2 separate regions of the Homo sapiens genome follow, and region 2 is linked to region 1. Evidence: chromatin loops called from intact Hi-C (ENCODE). Cell type or tissue: Panc1. All regions are shown on one strand. Links, peaks and the distances in the headings refer to the core of each region. The heading gives the core; the rest is flanking DNA.

Region 1 (5,948 bases), core at 939-4,938:
CAGAACATCCCTGTTTAGACTAACCATATTTCAAGTGCTTAATAGGTACCTGTGCCTACATATTGGACAGAACAGCTCCGGAGTTAAACAAGTAGAGAACAGAGGAATATGTTTAATGCACACTGCAAAGATGCAATTGAAAAAGACCCACAATGTGGGTAAGTATTTAGGACAAAGAAAGGGCAAGTTTCTTTCACAAATAAATTAAAAGAAAAAGTTGAGGGGGGGAACAATGGATTACAAATTACTTATGAAGATACTAATCAAATAGGTTATGTGAATCTTATTTGGATCCTGATTTGAACAAAACAATGGTAAAAAATTATGTTTTGAACACTAATTATTTTATGATACTAAAGCATTTTTAGTTTTGTTGTGACCTACTGGTACTATGATCATAGTCAAAATAAAACTCCTTCTAAAGACACGTACTGAAATCCTTACAGGTGAAATGAAACCGTGTTTGTGATTTTGCCTCTCAGTAACACACTGGGGAGGGAGAAGTGGGTGTGAGTATAGATGAAACAACATTGGCCAAAAGCAGGTGATGGGTCCATGAGATACTGTTCTCTTTACCTTTGTAAATGTTTGAATTTTCACACTAAAGATTTTTTTAAATGTGCTTGGTTTTGTTGAATGTTGGCTATTGTTGCTCAGTGGCACATGCATGCCTCTGCCATTTGGTGATGGCTGTCCAGAGAGAATTCTGTCTGCTCTTCTCCCATGCTACTTACAGTAGTCACTTACAGGTGGCACTTTCCAGGGAAGTTGAAGAGTTCATGGTTACTTACGCTTTTCAGAAATTAGATGTTCTGGTGATTTTGCATATTCCTTTTTTTATATTATTTTTTAGACAGAGTATCATTCTGTCGCTCAGGCTGGAGTACAGTGGCACAATCATGGCTCACTGCAGCCTTGACCTCCTTGGGCTCAGGTGATCCTCCTATCTCAGTCTCCCCTCCTGAGTAGCTGGGACTACAGGTGTGCCACCATGCCCAGCTAGTTTTCTTATTTTTTGTAGAGATGCGGTTTCACCATGTTGCCCAGGCTGGATTTTGTACATTCTATACTTGAAATAAGAGCAGCAATTGGAAGTTGGCTTAAATGTTTACAATAGAAGCAAAAAATAAAAGAGAGAAGCAGAAAGGGAATCTTACTTCCCTACCTTCTTAGAGAGCATGCCCTCTATTAGGTATAAGAAGTGGGGTTTTCCCCTGAAAACTATGCCCCTGGGGTATGATGTTAGGTGGTACAAAGGTCAAAACTTTTAAACTATAATATTGTGTTTACTTTACAATGCAATAAAATAAAAACAATCTGGTTAGCATATCAAACATAATTTTATGAGTGCTGTCAATTGGGGCAGGTAGAAATAATTTTAAAATAATAAGTCAGTTTAAATAAAAATATTCAGTAAAAAAGGACCCAGTGCAGTGGATCGCACCTGTACTCCCATCACTTTGGGAGGATGAGGGAGGAGGATTGCTTGAGGCCAGGAGTTTGAGACCAGCCTGGGCAACATAGTGAGACTCCATCTCTACAAAGAAATACAAAATTAGCTGGGCATGATGGCATGTGCCTGTAGTCTCAGCTACTTGGGAGGCTAAGACAAGGGTATTGCTTGAGCTCAGGAGTTTGAGGCTGCATTGAGCTATGATCATGCCATTGCACTCCAGCCTGGGCAACAGAATGAGGCCTTGTCTCTTACAAAAAACAAAAGGTGAAAAAATAGTAAATATGAGCCACAGATATGGCAAAATCTCTAAAGTTAATCAAGAAATTAGTGAAGTTTGGGAAATGCTGGATATGGGAATTTTCTTCTCCTATTAACCTGGATCAGAGAGAATGGGAAATGCTGAAAAGCACATGGAGAAACAACAACACTGTATGAGTCAGGGTTCCCTAAAGGGTCAGAACTAGTAGGACAGATGTATATATGAAGGAGAGTTTACTAAGGAGTTTTGACTTTGATGATCACAAGGTGAACTCCCTCAATAGGCCATCTGCAACCTGAGGAGCAGAGAAGCTGGTCCAAGTTCCAAGACCTCAAAAGTAGGGAAGCCAACAGTGCAGCCTTCAGTCTGTGGCCGAAGGCCTGAAGGCCCCTGGCAAACCACTGGTGTAAGTCCAAGTGTCCAAAAGCTGAAGAACTTGGAGTCTGGTGTTTGTGGGCAGGAAGCACCCAGCATGAGAGAAAAGATGAAGGCTGGAAAACCCAGCAAGTCTTCATTCCACTTTCTTCTGCCTGCTTTATCTTGGATTTACTGGCAGCTGATTAGATGGTACCCACCGAGATTGAGGTGGGTCTGCCTCTCCCAGTCCACTGACTCAAATGTTAATCTCCTTTGGCAACACCCTCACAGATACACCCAGGAACAATACTTTGCATCCTTTGATCCAATCAAGTTGAAAATCAATATTAACCATCACAAGTCCACCCTTTGTCAACCTGAACACATTACACATCCCCTGAAATCACACATAATTGTCAAATAAAGACAATAATAAGGTCGCAATTATGCACAACATAATGCAGCTATCCTTCCTACAACTGGAAGTGCACTAATCCTTAATCTGAATAGTGTTACATAAAGTTAACAACTCTTAAATGCTGATATAAAGTCGATAAATCTTATGTCCCATGATACAGGAAAAATAAAGGAAATAAAATGAAAATATTTTCTTAGTACAAGTGTATACATGCACAGATGTTCTTAACAAAATAAGGAAATACTCATGACAATTTCAGTCCTCGTTTTTGCAACTGGTCACGTGGTTGTAGCTGGTATTGATAACTGCCTTCTTCTACTACACATTCTGTATTTCCTTTCCCTTCAGCAAGCACCTCAGTGGGTCATGGTTTTTTACCTGGTGGAGTGACCCAAACCTTCATTCCTGAAGGGTCTGGGCCATTTGTAGTCCTCCCTGAATTGGGTTGTTGTAGTTTCCTATTGACCTTAATCAAAGGCCTGGTAATACTGAGATGCCCTAAGGGATCTCCTGTATTCCACATGTACTCTTCCTTACCTCCATTGTGGAGTAATGGACTGATTTCACCTTGATAGTCTGGGTCAATCAGCCACCAAGTAGCTGGCTGATCACCCCAAGAAATGGTATCATATCGAGGGCTCAGTGTTGGTCTCTGGCGCTGGCAAATTGGGCAGTCAGTGGTGGCTGTAGCCAGGTCAGCCTTGGTGAATGGATGCCCATGTTGCTGAGCCTATGCATAACCTCCATCCCTGCCACCAGGGCCACTTTATTCATGGGCCTATTGGGCAATGACCGGGGTGGCTGGGGAAAGAGGCTGAGTGCTGTTTACAGAATGGGTCATCCTATCCATTTGATCATTAAAATCCTCCTCTGCTGAGGTCATCCTTTGCTGAGCACTCACATGGGATACAAATATCTTTACAACTTTTGACCACTCAGAGAGGTCACATACCTCTTCCCCAAATTTCATTGTCACCTATTTTCCTATCATGCTTCTTGCAAGTCCCTGACCATCCAGCCAAACCATTGGCTATAGCCCATGAATCAGTATATAATTGCACATCTGGCCATTTCTCCTTCCTTGCAAAGTGCACAACCAGGTGCACTGCTCAAAGTTCTGCCCACTGGGAAGATTTCCCTTCACCACTGTCCTTCAGGGATGTCCTAGAAAGGGGCTGTAGTGCTGCAGCTGTCCACTTGCAGGTGGCGCCTGCATATCGTTCAGAACCATCTGTGAACCAAGGCCTGGTCTCCTCTTCGTCTGTCAGCTGATCATAGGGAACTCCCCACAGGCCACTGGTGCAGGCTGGGGGAGAGAAGGCAGGGTGGCAGGAGTGGAAACCATGGGCATTTGAGCCACTTCCTCATGTAACTTACTTGTGCCTTCAGGTCCTGCTTGAGCCCGATCACGTATATACCACTTCCATTTGATGATGGAATGCTGCTGTCATGACCCACTTTATGGCTAGATGGGTCAGAAAGCACCCAGTTCATGATAGGCAGTCCAGGTCGCATGGTGGCTTAATGACCCATAGTCAAATGTTCAGTTTTTCTACCAAAGCCCAGTAACAGGCCAAGAGCTGTCTTTCAAAAGGAGAGTAGTTATCTGCAGAAGATGGCAGGGCCTTGCTCCAAAATCCTAGAGGCCTCCACTGTGATTCACCTGTGGGGGCCTGTAAAAGGCTCCAAACAGCATCCCTATCTGCCACTGACACCTCAAGCACCATTGGATCTGCTGGGTCATATGGCCCAAGGGGCAGAGCAGGTTGCACAGAAGCCCGGACCTGTTTCAGAGCCCTCTCGTTTTCTGGACCCCACTCAAAACTGGCAGCCTTTTGGGTCACTCAACAAATGGGCTGGAATAACACACCCAAATGAGGAATGTGTTGCCTCCAAAATCCAAATAGGCCCACTAGACATTGAGCCTCTTTCTTGGTTGTAGGAGGGGCCAAATGCAGCAACTTATCCTTCTCCTTAGAAGGCATATCTCGGCATGCCCCACACCATTGGACCACTAGAAATTTGACTGAGGTAGAAGGTCCCTGAATTTTAGTTGGATTTATCTCCCATCCCCTGGCACACAAATGTCTCACCAATAAGTCCAATCTGTTTGCTACTTGTTGATCACTGGATCCAATCAAGTTGACACTCAATATTAACCATCACAAACATAAAACAACTCAGGCTCAGAGATCATTTTAATCAAGAGTAATTTTCATTATGAGAGTGACATATTCATAGATTAATTCCTCTGTGTTGTGCCAAACCCGATTTTCCTATATGCAGTGCCTCCTGGAAGCAAAAATCTGGTGAGAAAATATGAGAGAAAGGATAGCAGCTTTTGTTTTAGGGACAACATGTGCTGGTTGAAAAGTCCCAAATAGGGGTGGAGAGACCTGTGCTTGCATCTGCTGTGTGACAGCCACTGAGTCCTGTTACTGTTCATGCTTCTATTTGGATTAGATAAAACCCCTCACCCTGGGCTCCAGGGTGAGCCCTGGACATACCTGGTCCCTGCTCCTCTTCAACCTCACCCTATAAGCTCGAGTTTTCTGCTCTCTGGCATACCAAGCTTGCTCTATCTCAGTTGAACTTGCTGTTTTTTCTGTCTACCTTCTCAGAGATCTTTGCTTGACTAGTTTCTTATCATTTATTCCCAGGACAAACATTGCCTCCTCTCAGCATCTTCTTATCTAAAGAACCACTTCTTCAATCACTCTTTAGCACAGTACGCTGTTTTGTCTTCTTCAAAGAAGTTTGCACTCCCTGAGATGATGGTATTTGTTTACTTGCTGCATGAAAGTAGAGCCTTGTCTGTCTGTTCGGTTTGTGGTATTTCTCCATCGTGCTGAATGGTGCCTGGCATGTGGAAGCAGCTTGGCAAATATCTGTTGAATGAATACATGAATTAAGATAAGCTGGGGTTTGGACTAGATCATCTCTGAGGGTCTCCTTCCAGCTATGAAGTACTGTGATTTTCAAAATCCATCACAAAAAGCATTCGTCTTTCCAACTGAGAGCTTTTCTCCACATATCGGCCAAGATAGGATTTCCCAGGGCTTAACTGCAATGGTGGGTAAGCAAGCAGAGTGAAACAGATGCCTCCGGGTGCCGACACAGCTTCCTCTGAGTTTTGAAGCAGAGCAAAGGGCAATCATCATAATCAGTACAGAGGTGGATGAGAGTTGCTAGGTCTTCTGCCAAATTGCCTTTGTGGATATCAGAGCCAGCTTCTCTGAAAACAGCCCTTTATTTAAAACATTACTCCAAGTGGAGCTTGCCCTCCACCCCCTACCCGCTTTTCTCTTACTTGGGCTCTCCACCTTTTCACATATGTGTTCAATTGCTTTCTTAACTTCAGTTTGGGTAACCCTGATTCAAGGGAGGTGTGAGAGACGGCCATTGGGTCTGTGAAGGTCTGATGAAAGCAACTTTAACACATAACCCTTTGCTTTGGC
Region 2 (5,948 bases), core at 643-4,642, 670 kb after region 1:
GTGTGGAAGGCCAATGGTAGATATCCTATAATCACAAATTGCGATGAGTGCCAGGAGGGAAATAAACGGGGGTGTGAGAGACGATAATGGAGTGAGGGTCCCATTGTAGATGAGGGGGTCAGGGCCGGCCTCTCTGAGGAGCGGACATTTGAGCTACAGTGGAAAGCAGGAAAAGAAGGCAGCCCTGCTGAAAGAAGGTAAAGAGGGTGTTCAAAGGTCCTAGGGAAAAATCTGGTGTGTCTGAGGAATGAAAATGCAGTGGTAGGCCGGGCGTGGTGGCTCACACCTGTAATCCCAGCACTTTGGAGGCCAAGGCAGGCAGGTCACCTGGGGTCAGGAGTTCGAGACCAGCCTGGCCAACATGGTGAAACCCCGTCTCTACTAAAAATACAAAAATTAGCTGGGCGTGGTGGTGCACACCTGTAATCCCAGCTCCTCAGGAGCCTGAGCCAGGAGAATTGCTTGAACCCAAGAGGCGGAGGTTGCAGTGAGCCGAGATCACGCCATTGAACTCCAGCCTGGGCGACAAGAGCAAGACTCCATCTCAAAAAAAAAAAAAAAATGCAGTGGTGGGACTCAAGGGTAGTGAGTTTGGGGTGAGTGGGGTTAGGATGAGGTTGGCGAAAGGGCCAAGGTCAAACCACATGGGGCTCTGTGCTCTCTGTGGGTGTGCACATGTGTGTATGACAGAGAATCCATATGTATGCACATGTGCCTGCCTACACATAGATGCAGTTTTTCCAGGAGGATGACATATAACTTTCATCAGATTTCCAGTAGGATCAGTGATCCAAAAGAACTGTAAGGAATTTTCTGAATCAAATTGCCCGTAGTCAGTCAACTAAAGCTCTAAAACAATTATGCCAAATGATTTTTTTTCCTTTCCAATTCCTGGAAGCTCTGAATCCTAAAACAGAAAGTGAAGCACTTAGGGTGCCTTTTCAGGTCTTCCTTCAAGGCCATGGGTGCAAGAGAAGGTGCCAAGTGAGAGCAGTGTATGGCATAGTGTCTGTAGTGACAGTGTGTGCAGGTGCCCAGAAGTGTTTGGGGTTTCGGTAGACACAGGAAGGCAGGTCTCTCTCTTTTTCTGTTCTGCAGCAGGAGCTCAAGGCTGCAAGGATGAGTGATGGGAGCTTTGCAGCCCATCCCCTGCAGGTGCAACCCTTGCCCCGCAGGTAATTACCAGGATTAGTGAATCAACCAGGCTCTCTTCTGTTTGCAGCCTCCTCAATGCCAACAAGATCAACTGCCTGCGGGTGAACACGTTTCAGGACCTGCAGAACCTCAACTTGCTCTCCCTGTATGACAACAAGCTGCAGACCATCAGCAAGGGGCTCTTCGCCCCTCTGCAGTCCATCCAGACACTGTGAGTACACTGCCTCGGGTGCCAGTGGGTGCCCAAGCAGCAGGAGACCCCAAATGCCCATCATGAAAAACACCCAAATGAGGGCAGCACGAGCACATCCAGGAGGAGTTCTAGAGCCTGCAGGGAAGCTAGAATAATAAAAATCGGAATAGCTTATCAGTACCAAGCACTTACACTGTGCTTGACACCACATGGAGTACTTACCCTGTCTTAAAACCCTTAAGCCTCACAGTGACCCTACTTGGTGCTGTTACTATCTCTTCTTTCTACATAAGGAAACCAAGGCATAGAATGGTTAGGTAACTTCCTCAGGGTCACACAGCTAGTAAGGAGCAGGTTTTGAATCCAGGCAGAGGAGGTCCTGAGCTACCCTCATAACCCCTGTGGTCACTGTATTCTGAGCAGACTCCATTTCTGCAGATAGCCCACTCCTGCCCCCGCTTAACCCCCTCCACCCTGCAAAACCAAGCATCTGAGGTGGGCACTCTTCCTCTATGGGAAGTATATCCTCACTTCCATGCACTACAGGTATTCATAAATATTTCACTTAAATAGATGACCTCCAAGTACAGATTTCAGCCCATTTTTTGATGGCTCCAGTCTCAGGCATAGACCTCAGCCCCATGCCCAGGTCTGCAATTAGCCTCGGGGCTTCTGGAGACCCTGTAAGTCATCTGGTGCTTGTTGCCTCTGTAGCCAGAGACAGGAACCAAGACACAGTAGGAGCAGCTGCTATATATTGACGCCGACCACGTGCCAAACACTGTGTTCGGTGCTTCACAGTTTTTCTTACTGAGGCAGGGGAAGCAAGACCCATGGTGCTCTTATGATGATAAGGATAATTACAACAATACCCGCTACTATATATGGAACACCCACCATATGCCAGGCGCCGTGCCAGCTGCTTTATGTGCCTAGTGTCACTGAGCTTAGAGAAATAAAATGCATTCTACCCCAAGTGCAAACCATGACTGGGTTTGTCTGTCAGAATTGGCGTGGGTGAGAGTAGAAGCAATCGGTGGTGGGTCTTGCCCCAAGTGGGAAGAGCTGGGAGACCGATTCCCCAGACCAGATGCTAGCTGCATCTGTGACTGTCTTTTGCAGACAGCAGGCCTCAGACCCCCTCTTTGAGCCCTGTCTGAAAGTAGCACCCCCTAAGGCTTCCTGGGGCGATGAGGCAGGAGGCCAGTCCTTGCAGTGGATTGCCAGGGCCCAGCGCGAGGCAGGGTGGTGGTGGTGGAGCAAGACGCCGTGGGTCACTCCTGATTAACGGCCCCATCCCTCTCGCAGCCACTTAGCCCAAAACCCATTTGTGTGCGACTGCCACTTGAAGTGGCTGGCCGACTACCTCCAGGACAACCCCATCGAGACAAGCGGGGCCCGCTGCAGCAGCCCGCGCCGACTCGCCAACAAGCGCATCAGCCAGATCAAGAGCAAGAAGTTCCGCTGCTCAGGTAATCAGGTTACGGGGCTGGGCCCCGCTTTCTGACTCAGAATGCAGCAGCCCCAGAGAGGCCAATAATCCAATCTGGAGGACAGCGAGCACTGTAATGGCTCCTGGGGAGCATCTTTGCAAATTAAATTGGGGAAATTCAGTTAGCCCTGCAGAAAACCAGTTACCTTATGGATTTAAAATAAAACACACACACACACACACACACACAATAAAAGCATGGGGAGGAGGAGACGGTTGCAGGGGAGACAGGACCCAGGCAGCAGCGTGTCTCCAAGAGCTAAGGAGAAGGTGGGGCTGGGGCGGCCTTTGCACATGTGCCTGTTACAGGCTAAGATTTATATTTTTCGTTTCCAAAGTGTGCTCCCCAAAGGGCAAGTAGAGAAATACATATAGCTCAGGCGAGGCTACAGACGGTGTGTAATCTTGGGGACCTCCCACTCCCTTCGGAGACAGACCATGGTACAGCCCTTTGACCACAGTATGTTATAGGTTCCACATGTTCACGAAAAACACTTTCACTAGCTTAGCTCCTCCATCCCTGATTACTGTGTTCTGAGTACGGAGAGAACAGTAAAGAGTCGTGCTTGGGAAGAAACAAAGCCTCGTTCTTCTGTGCCCAGGATCTCTCTAGAAAGCTTCCTTCTCACTGCACCCAGGAAGGACATGGGGGAAAACAGCAGGGGAATTCTCAGCCTATCTTGGAAAGAGAAGTAGCTCTCCTTGACCCGACAGCTACATGAACAGGCAGTTAAAAATTACTATCATTTGTGTTCTTTTCTACTGGAAAAAAAATCACCAAACTGCATTGTGCCCCCAATGGTGAAAGACTGATAGCATGAAGTGCCCAGGCGGGTTGCAGCCAACCCTCACGGTGTGTGCAGCAGCAAGAGCAGTGCTTCTCCCCTTGCCCAGGAGCTTCTGATGCAGGCGAGTCTTCCCGGGGAGAATGCCAGCGTGGGGAGAGGTTACTCCCAGGCAGACTTGTGCTTCTTACAACATCTTCTTGTCCTTTAAGTCAAATTCTTTAGTCCATGTCTCCAGAATGATAAGCTTTAGCTCTTTAAATTTTTTTAACAGAAACTAATACCTTGGGAGGGCTTGGAGATAATACAGAGACTTTGTGGCACTGTGAAAAGTTGGTACCGACTTCCCTTCCCTAGAATAATGATGTCAGTTACAACAGCCATCTTTCACCTGCGATGAGCGTGGTACTGGAGGCTTCTAGTCTGATTTGCTTCTTCCAATGGTCCTGGGAAGTCAGTAGGAGAGCCCTTTGCTCTATAGGAGAGGGAACTGAGGACTTAGAGGTGAAGGGGCACTCCAAGTTCACAAGCCAGCAAACAGCGGAGGCAGGACTAAACCTCAGGTTCATTTTGGTCCTCACACCACACAGCATCTGGGAGAGAAGGAATATTTGGGGATGACAATCAGCTGCTTGGATGACCTCCTTCCCTGGTCTCATGCTCCCACCCCTACCCGCTCCCTGAACACTGTCCTCAGGTTCCTTCCTGGGCCTGGCAACATCTCTGGAAAGAAAATCTCACCCAAAGCACAATCGTCCTATCCCCAGCACCTTTCCTCATGACTCACGCCAACCTTGGCCTCTATTCCTACCCCTGTCTGGCCAGGGCTGAGTTAATTAGCTCTGCCAAACAGTGGTACCCAAAAAGAAGGACAGTGAGAGCCAGAGGAGGGCAGGGTATTATCTGCCAACCTTGACCCTTTGGTCTCATAAGTATCCTGTTAGTACTTTGGACCCCAAATGGATGTGGCGGCCCTGCGTGGCACAGCAGGGAAAGAGTGCAGGATCCAAGGACTGGTATCTCCCCAGGAACACAGTCTTGGCAATTTTCTGGGCATGACTGTGGTTGGGGGTGGCAAGGTGGGGGTGGGGCTATAGAAAGAACTAAGTAGGAGAAAAGGAAAATGGAAAGTGGACCTAGGAAGCAGTAGAGCTTAGTTCTAACTCTAGCTCTGCCACTATCGTCCTACCTGTAGATCTGCAGGATCCTGGCTGCTTTTCCTATGTGGGGGAGGGGAAGCTGAACATTTTAAAAAAGAAACAGGGAGAAGGAGCCAGGTTCTTGGATTGACTCTAAGATACCTTTTTTAAAAAAAAAAACAATGCTAAGCGAAAGATTATTCCTAAAAAGTAGAGATGTTTGGAGCTAGCATGAGACTGACACGTAGCACTCTATTTGCTTTTATTTTATGTCATTGCAAAGAAAGCATGACTGCTGAGCTCCAAAGGCCTTGGCTTTGAGAAACATGGGGTTCCAGACCTGCCTTGGCCTTGGAGGGAAAGAAAAACCATAGATGTAAAGCTCTGTGTTTCCAGGAAGCTCCAGAAGAAAGAAGGGGGGCAGGTGACACAGACTGGATGTGACAGATAATAACTCTGCGTTTTACTTTTTCCTAAAAGCACCCCCATTGAAAAGACAGCTGATGTAATTAGGAGGCAATTTGAGGGCTGCTCCGTAACACATCCTGCCCCTCCTTAGGCAGGGCGTCTGGTTTCCCAGCTGCCTGTGTCTGCCTCTCTCTATCAGCTGCATCCGCCGCCTTGGGCAGCAAGATCAGTTTAGGGTTGGATGCTGCCGGCTGGGGTAATCTGACCATCAGATTAAGTCCTCCTGAAAAGGCTCCGTCTGGCTGCCTGGGACCCCAAGCCCATCCCTGGGAGCACTTGGCAGTTGCAGGGTGCTGTCTGTCTTCCTTCATGCCTCCCCGCTTTGTGTGAGAAGAAACTCTCTTGCTGAAAAGTACAGAGGGTGGTGACGCAAAGTGTCCAAAGACGGCGAACAGCAAGATAGCTCTCAAGGAATTACAGAACTTTTAGAAACCTTAGAGGTCATCCAGTTTATTCTAGAGATGGATAAATTGAGGTCCACACAGCAGAAAAATCTTATCTAAGGTATTGAGTATTATTTTTAGGGCAAGATCTGAAACCCAGGACTTCTGACATACTGTGAAGACTCTTGATAATTTACCTACAAATCCCTCCATTTCTTTTTGTAGGAAGAAACCAAAGAGAAAGAAAATTAGATTTTAAGGCTTGGTGAGGGTGGCGGTTTGCACGAACAGGATGGATTTCCCCTGCTCTTGTACCAGGGTCCTAATCAAACT

The links. A loop is a pair of places that touch in the nucleus more often than their neighbours do. Peaks named below come from ENCODE experiments on the same cell type or tissue, not always from the same donor. Only the 100,000 strongest peaks of a DNase experiment are listed, where the experiment ranks them.
Region 2: a loop joins it to region 1, with 8 times the contacts of the local background. A loop is called at or near these places in 1 of 110 quality-filtered maps.

What each region holds. Positions count from the first base shown.
Region 1 is chr5:169,442,779-169,448,726 of GRCh38, reverse strand. No RefSeq gene overlaps it. Among named protein-coding and RNA genes, the nearest start is that of SPDL1, 140 kb to the left of the region's middle. In Panc1, for the core only: no CTCF peak of the experiment used is centred there; a DNase peak (open chromatin) is centred at 3,361.
Region 2 is chr5:168,769,653-168,775,600 of GRCh38, reverse strand. SLIT3 (slit guidance ligand 3) reads left to right here. Exons shown (of 36, transcript NM_003062.4): 13 at 1,223-1,366; 14 at 2,657-2,820. Among named protein-coding and RNA genes, the nearest start is that of MIR218-2, 4.4 kb to the right of the region's middle. In Panc1, for the core only: no CTCF peak of the experiment used is centred there; no DNase peak of the experiment used is centred there.